3 separate regions of the Homo sapiens genome follow, and regions 1 and 3 are each linked to region 2. A link is an interaction called in ENCODE POLR2A ChIA-PET data of the cell type or tissue named here. Cell type or tissue: GM12878. All regions are shown on one strand.

The links. Peaks named below come from ENCODE experiments on the same cell type or tissue, not always from the same donor. Only the 100,000 strongest peaks of a DNase experiment are listed, where the experiment ranks them.
Region 1: POLR2A ChIA-PET joins it to region 2 with 7 read pairs; 6 of 35 experiments call an interaction of 5 or more read pairs at or near these places.
Region 3: POLR2A ChIA-PET joins it to region 2 with 6 read pairs; 1 of 35 experiments calls an interaction of 5 or more read pairs at or near these places.

The regions. Positions count from the first base shown.
Region 1 is chr11:118,694,860-118,697,359 of GRCh38, forward strand. All of the region lies in intron 2 of LOC105369519 (a long non-coding RNA gene), which reads left to right. Among named protein-coding and RNA genes, the nearest start is that of TREH, 16 kb to the left of the region's middle. In GM12878, no CTCF peak of the experiment used is centred here; a DNase peak (open chromatin) is centred at 1,082; H3K4me3 peaks cover 593 bases; H3K27ac peaks cover 2,121 bases.
Region 2 is chr11:118,820,032-118,822,531 of GRCh38, forward strand. It overlaps the pseudogene COX7CP3. Among named protein-coding and RNA genes, the nearest start is that of DDX6, 30 kb to the left of the region's middle. RefSeq lists an enhancer at 1,030-1,109. In GM12878, no CTCF peak of the experiment used is centred here; a DNase peak (open chromatin) is centred at 940; H3K4me3 peaks cover 546 bases; H3K27ac peaks cover 2,500 bases.
Region 3 is chr11:118,446,911-118,449,410 of GRCh38, forward strand. The region is part of intron 1 of KMT2A (lysine methyltransferase 2A); the gene reads left to right. Among named protein-coding and RNA genes, the nearest start is that of KMT2A, 12 kb to the left of the region's middle. In GM12878, no CTCF peak of the experiment used is centred here; a DNase peak (open chromatin) is centred at 1,521; H3K4me3 peaks cover 315 bases; H3K27ac peaks cover 1,274 bases.

The sequences.
Region 1 (2,500 bases), 130 kb before region 2:
GCTTCTCACACCTGCCTTGTCTGGTAGACACCAGCTCTGGATCCCCAGACCTCTCACCTGAGCTCTAGGGCAAACGCTTCCCGACATCCCCCGTGGCGGGCAGCGAGGCCGGGATGGTGTGGAGCTGCGCACTTCCAGCTTCTGGGATGCAAGGCCCTGTCACCACTCGATTTCCAGGTGTCTGCTTCACAGTGATCTGTTAAACTGCCATATGTGTTTTATGCACCTTCCTGGGTTGTGCTACAGCTGATAATAAAATCATTTGAGAATTTTGTGTTGTTGTTGTTTGAGACAGAGTCTCGCCCTGTCTCCCAGGCTGGAGTACAGTGGCGTGATCTGGGCTCACTGCAACCTCCACCTCCCGGGTTCAAGCGATTCTCCTGCCTCAGCCTCCCGAGTAGCTGGGACTATAGGCATGCGCCATGACACCCGGCTAATTTCTGTATTTTTAGTAGAGATGGCGTTTCACCATGTTGGCCAGGCTGGTCTTGAACTCCTGACCACAGGTGATCCACCCACCTTGGCCTCCCAAAGTGCTGGGATTACAGGTGTGAGCCACCGCGCCCGGACATTTTTGAGAATTTTTAAAAAGAGTCTATCAGAACCGAGCTCGGTGGCTTATATCTGTACTCCCAGCACTTTAGGAGGCCTACCTAGGTGGGTGGATCATCTGAGGTCAGGAGTTTGAAACCATCTTGGCCAACATGGTGAAACCCCGTCTCTACTAAAAATACAAAAATTAGCCGGCTGTGGTGGCGGGTGCCTGTAGTCCCAGCTACTGGGGAGGTTGAGGCAACAGAGCGAGACTCTGTCTTAAAAAAAAAAAAAAAGTTCACCACCATGCTTGGTTTGGCCCCATTTGGACGGGAGGGGAGAGCAGTGAAGCAGCCGGCACGTGAGGTGGCCTCCCGGGGCAGCAGAGCTGGCAGGGCAGGGCGGGCCAGGCCGGAGGGCTCTGACTGATCCTTGGAGCTCTAATAGGAAGCTGCACACCCATTCACTCTCTTAGAATAGCTGTGCACCTGCAGATAACCAGTTTCTGTTGTGGTGAGTGGTAGTTAAATAAATAAATAAGCAGGCAAAGAACAGGCTTGTCCTTACTGTGACAGTCATTTGCTGCTGTGAAACTACTATGGTCTAACACCTCCCACTCACTTTCCTCAATCAGTGCTGCCTGCAATGGCAGGAACTCGGGGCCAAAAGAGCACCTGCCCTAGCTCAGAGCTCGGGCCTGCCCACCCCACCACCCCACCCCCTGGGACCACCTGACTTTGACCTCTGAGACCACATTTGGCTTGCATGCAGGCAAGTTATATGACTTCTCTGAGCCTCAGTTTCTTCTTTGGCAAAGTGGGGATAGTAACAGCTCTCTTCAAAAGCCATTGTAAGAGTTGGAAATGATAAGCCGGGCGCGGTGGCTCATACCTGTAATCCCAGCAGTTTGGGAGGCCAAGGCGTGTGGATCACCTGACCTCAGGAGTTTCAAGACCAACCTGACCAACATGGTGAAACCCCGTCTCTACTAAAAATACAAAACTAGCCAGCACGGTGGCTTATGCCTGTAATCCCAGCATTTTGGGAGGCTGAGGTGGGTGGATCACCTGACCTCAGGAGTTCTGAGACCAGCCTGACCAACATGGTGAAACCCCGTCTCTACTAAAAATACAAAATTAGCAGGGCATGGTGGCACATGCCTGTAATCCCAGCTATTTGGGAGGCTGAGGCAGGAGAATTGCTTGAACCTGGGAGGTGGAGGTTGTAGTGAGCTGAGATCACGCCATTGCACTCTAGCCTGGGGAATAAGAGTGAAACTCCATCTCAAAAAAAAGAAAAAAGGTCGGAAATGATGTATTTTAGCCGCGCAGATAGTCAGCCATACGCCTGTTTCACTTATGGGTAGAAACACTGCAGTTGACTTCATTTCAGCAGCTGAGGGGCCCAGAGGACTGTGTCCTCTGCCTCACTGTGCAGGCCTCAGTCATGTTCCTGGCAAATATTCCAGAAGGCTCAGAGGAGGCGTGTTGAGAGTGTTGTCAGCCAATCACCACAAAGCTGCTCCTTCAGGAGCCTTCTCACTCTGAACCTCACATAACACAAGCCTGTGGCTGGAGGGAGGGTGGCAGGGGCCTACCTGGGCATTACTTCCACGCTTGCAGCCTCAGGGTAACCCTGGTGGTCAGATAAGCAAAGATCAGCCTCAAAGCAGCAAATAGGACCATGTCCTCTGGGGCCTTACCATGGTCCGCATGCAGTCCAGGCTTGGCTTCACCATTTGCATGAGAGCTCAGAGGACACCCATGGCCACAGAGGCTTAGCTCAGCCAGGGGAATGGAGACAGTCAGTAACATGGAGGTGAGATCATAGCAAACACCTTCATCTCCGGTTCAAGGGGGAAGGGGTCACCTGCTGGGGAAGGAGGAGGCTCTGGCAGGTGACGCTGAGCTGGAACGTCGACCACCTTCCTCACGGCCTTGGCAGTGAATTCCAGATGCCCAGACCT
Region 2 (2,500 bases):
ATTTCAAGAGGGAAGTCTGAAAATTATTTCCATCAGAGCTTTCTGTGACTTGTTTTAATGATAGCCATCCAGGCTTTTTATTTTATTTATTTATTTTATTTTATTTTGAGATGGAGTCTCACTCTGTTGCCCAGGCTGGAGTAGAATGGCGCGATCTCAGCTCACTGCAACCTCCGCCTCCTGGGTTCAAGCGATTCTCCTGCCTCAGTCTCCTGAGTAGCTGGGACTACAGGCGCCCACTACCACACCCGGCTAATTTTTGTGGTTTTTTTAGTAGAGACAGGGTTTCACTATATTGGCCAGGCTGGTCTCAAACTCCTGAACTTGTGATCCACCCATCTCGGCCTCCCAAAGTGCTGCGATTACAGGCATGAGCCACCGCGCCTGGCCAGCCATCCAGTTCTTGAAGGCCAAAGAAAGCATAATAAACCTGAAGATTCTTGGCAGATCCTGGCATTGCTGGACTGCAGGGTGCATAAACACCCTGGGTGACAGATGACGTGGCCGGCCATCTCAGGCCCATCCCTGTGCACTGGGTCTGGACGGTGCCAGCTCCTTGGCAACACTGCAGGCTGTTATGACCCTGTGCCAGGGCGGGGGAGGGGCCGAGCACCAGGTGACGTGGCAACACCGCAGTCAAAGGAAAGCCATGCTAAGAGGCCACTGCCCCGCAGTCCTGTGACAGGCAAGGGGAATGCAGGAATATTGGGGAAGAGGGGAGGGGTGGAGGGGAAGGATCATTGTTGCACGGCTCTAGCAAGAAAGAAAATCTAAAATTCTGCTTCATGGCTCAGCTCCCAGCACAGCTAATGCTTGGAATGGACCAGTTGCCTGGACAGTTTCAATTATTTGTCATAAGCAGCTCAGGCCTTGGTGTGCAGATTTCCTTTGCCCCTCAGTTTCAGATAGCCCACTGTGGCCCCTGCTCATGATTCAGACTGAAATAGCTGCCTGTTTTGCATGCCAGTTAAGCCTGCATTTCAGTTCTTGTTTCTTTGAAAGGACCTGTCAGGGAAGCAGTATGAAATGTCAGGTTCCGGTTTGGTATTCCCCCTCTACCTTCAACCTTGTAGCTTGACTTTTGTGGGATTCCCACTCATGCTCAGAGTCCCCTCATGCGAATAGGCTTATCTAATTCACAAGTAGCTCGGTGATGTGATGATGCCTGGCCCTGTGAAATCATATTTTTTCACCTTACATCACCTTCCATGGACTGGCTGGAATTCAGATTAGTTAGCCATCCCATTCTTGCTTGGACATGCTTATTAAAGATAGAGGATATTGGCCAGGCGCAGTGGCTCATGCCTGTAACCCCAGCCCTTTAGGAGGCTGAGGCAGGTGAATCATCCAAGGTCAGGAGTTCAAGACCAGCCTGGCCAACGTGGTGAAACTCCGTCTCTACTAAAAATACAAAAAATTAGCCGGGTGTGGTGGCACGCACCTGTATTCCCAGCTACTCGGGAGGCTGAGGCAGGAGAATTGCTTGAACCCAGGAGGCAGAGGTTGCAGGGAGCCGAGATCGTGCCACTGCCCTCCAGCCTGGGCAACAGAGTGGGACTCCATCTCAAAAAAAAAAAAAGGCATTATCAATTATCAAGGAATTATCAATTTCTTCCTACAAAATAACTGAGGAGTCCTACATAGATCTTTACAATTGTCTGTGTAGAAGTTCAAACTCCTGAAAGTTGGCTAGTCCTTGTTCATATCTACCCCATACCTGTGTTAATACCGTTTACATTTACTCTTTCAGACACAGGGGAACAAGGTCCTGAGCAAAGGAGGACTTGGTATGAACAAGTGGGTTTGGTGCCGCCATTGCTTCTGGCTTGGGTCTCTGCAACTTTGGTGGAGCTTCCAAGAGCTCCATGTGGGGACGGAGCATTAGATGGTTGACAACATCTGTGGTCTGCAGGAGCCACTATGCGGAGGGCCCAGGGAAGAATTTGCCATTTTCAATGAAAAACACGTGGCAGTTACTAATTATGATGACTTTGTACTGGGATCGGGATCTGCGGCACCCTTCTTTAAAGTAAAACACCAACTGCTTAAGAAATAAGAATGTTTTAGTTTATCCATTGAACAGACATGAAGAGTGTTTCAAGAGATGCAATCCCTTTGAAAAATGGATCAAACTCTTGAACTCATGTAGCATACTAGATATGTTTGTGAATAAACTCATGACATGAAAAATCAGTCAATCAATTTAGCCTTGGACATAAATAGATAATGGCTTCTCATTCCCCGTTTACAGTGGCCCCTCCTTCTCTTGTCTTTTCCAAATACAAGACCGCTTAGATCTTTATCATCATCCTGAGGAGCTGATATTCAAGATTATATGTAAGACATGGGGAACTTGAACTCAGAGGGGTTTTTTTGTGTTTGTGTGTGTGTGTGTGTGTGTGTGTGTGTGTGTGTGTGTGTGACAAGGTCTCACTGCTGCCCAGACTGAGTGCTGTGGCACAGTCACAGCTCACTGTAGCATCAACCTCCTGGGCTCAAG
Region 3 (2,500 bases), 370 kb before region 2:
CATCGTTACTGCTTCAACCACATTGGACTACTGAACTATTAGGTGTTCTCCACAGTCTTTGTTTATCTGCCTTTGTACCTTTGCTAAAGCCTCTCCTTTGCCTTAAAGTCTTTCCCATTTTGACCTGTCTTGGGCTTATTATTCGTCTCCCATGGTTCAACTCAGATCCCCAGATCCTAACTCTTCCATGAAGTTTTCACAGATTGTACTGCTAGTTGAAACTGAACTTCTTTCCTGTTTTCTTTTTGTGTTTTGTATGTTATCCTTAAAAAATTTAACCCCGTATACCTTATGTCGTGGTACTTTTGAAATGTGTCTGTCTTTGTCCCATTAGATAGTGACTCCCTTAAGACACGGGCCATTTCTAAGTCATCATTTATGTTTTATGTTTTTTATAATGGTGACTTTTTATATAGTATTTGTTGAATTGAAAATTTGATGTCCATACAACTTTTAGGAATACTTTGCTGGGACACATTACATAAACTAGGAGAACTTAAGACTACGAACAGAATATTTGGACTAATCATTAAGAAATACTAATTTAAGTATGGCAAAGGAAAGCACAGGTGCCATGATGCGACATTTTTGTAAAGGTATTGATTGGGGTTTTGAAAGCGATGTTAGGGTATCCTGATGGGATGGCATTATCTTTTATGTAGATAATACTTAGCACTGATCATCCCCTTACTTGAGTGTTGTTTCCATTTCTAGGTTCCTCAACTTAAAAGGGATGAGGAGACCTTGGAGACGGTTCTGAGGAGACTCAAAAGATGATTATATGATTGGAAGTCAGTCCTATGAGGAAAGGTTGAGAGAATGAAAGGTTAAGAGGCAACTTAATAACTCTTCAAAAAACATGAATGGATCCATTATTAGGAATGGTAACCAGCGGTTTCCCAGCTCCACTGACAGCAGAATAAGAGAAAATAGGTTTAAACCGAAATCAGGAGTAGTTGTGTAAAGAACTTATTGGTAATGATGGTTGTCATTACAGTCATGGTAAAAAGGTTACCAAAATAATTTTATTATCTTCTCTGGAAGTATATTTTAAAAGTACAGTCCTGCCTACATATGTATAAAATGACCTCTTAAGCTACCTTTTCCTTCTGTGAATCAGTAAATAAATTCTTATTCAGCTCCTCGAAGCAATAATTACTTTCCAGTAGGAAGCTTCCAGAGATATTTCTTTAGGAAGTAATGGTTTTTGTAGTGGCTTTATAGGAGAATACAAATTTTTAAGTGGAGCTAAGAGAGAAATCTTAAACATCAAGAGAAACCAAGGAAAACAGTAGGTGTGGTATCAATATAGGAAACAAATAAGTATTTGTAGCTTTTATGTCCATTTTCAGTTGTCATTTAAAGAGGTATAGTTCAGAATAGCTCTTGTTAAGGCTGTCACTGCTTGTGGATACATTGTAACAAATGCTTATAAATCATTTCCAAACTAATAGAAGTTTGCTTCATGTTAGTTAGTATTATAAAAGCCTCTGACCCTTGGCTTTTGAGGCTGTGTAGAGGGCTTGCATCACTCAGAATGAAACCTTTTTAGATATGTTGGGTTGCAGAAAGCATTTCCTGTACAGTCAGAATGAAAACTTGAATTGGGATTATTCATATAGATTACCAAAAGTCTGGGCAGAGCTGATATTACCACCAGCCAGTTTTCCTACTAACTCTTAACTCCAAAACCTTCATTGGGTTATTGAAGCTTTAGGACTTTTGAATTTCCTACTGGAATTGTGTATGAATTCCTTCTTTCAAGTGAACTGATACTAGATTTATTTAAGATTAGTTATACATCTTAAGTATTTTTTAAGTGGCATATAATGAATGGTCTCTACTTTTAACCAGTCTCATAAAATGCCTGGGGTTCATAGGTGAAGCTGGATTGTTGCAGGAATTCTGCAATTGTTGGCAAAGCGAAGGGCAGTTTGACTCCTTAATTATAAAGTTGGATGTCATTTGAGAAACTCTGGGAATTGGAAGTAGAACAAATTCATACTTTCCCTATAACTTTTAATTTCTTGTCATACATTCAGAAAACAAGAGATGTAAAATTCATAAAACTGCTTGTATAAATTCAGAAAACGGGATTATAAAAGCAAAGACAAATTGTCTTACGATTCTTTGTTCTACTTGAGAGATTCAAGTGTTGGAGTAATAAAAAATACCAGGGACTTTCTTTTTTTTAATAGGTTAATGCCACCTAATGTGGGCTTCTCAGAATGTGATGGCAAACTTCCAAATATGATGTGGGAGCCAAAAGAGACCAACTGGTTTTACAAAATATTAAGAACACAAAATTTCCCAACTCATATATTTGAATATTCCTAAAAAATAATAAGTCAAAATTGTGTTGGTGGGCTGGGCACAGTGGCTCACAACTGTAATACCAGCACTGTGGGAGGCTGAGGTGGGAGGATTGCTTAAGGCCAGGAGTTCAAGACTAGCCTGGGCAACTTGGTAAGACCTGATCTCTACAAAATAAAAATTTTAA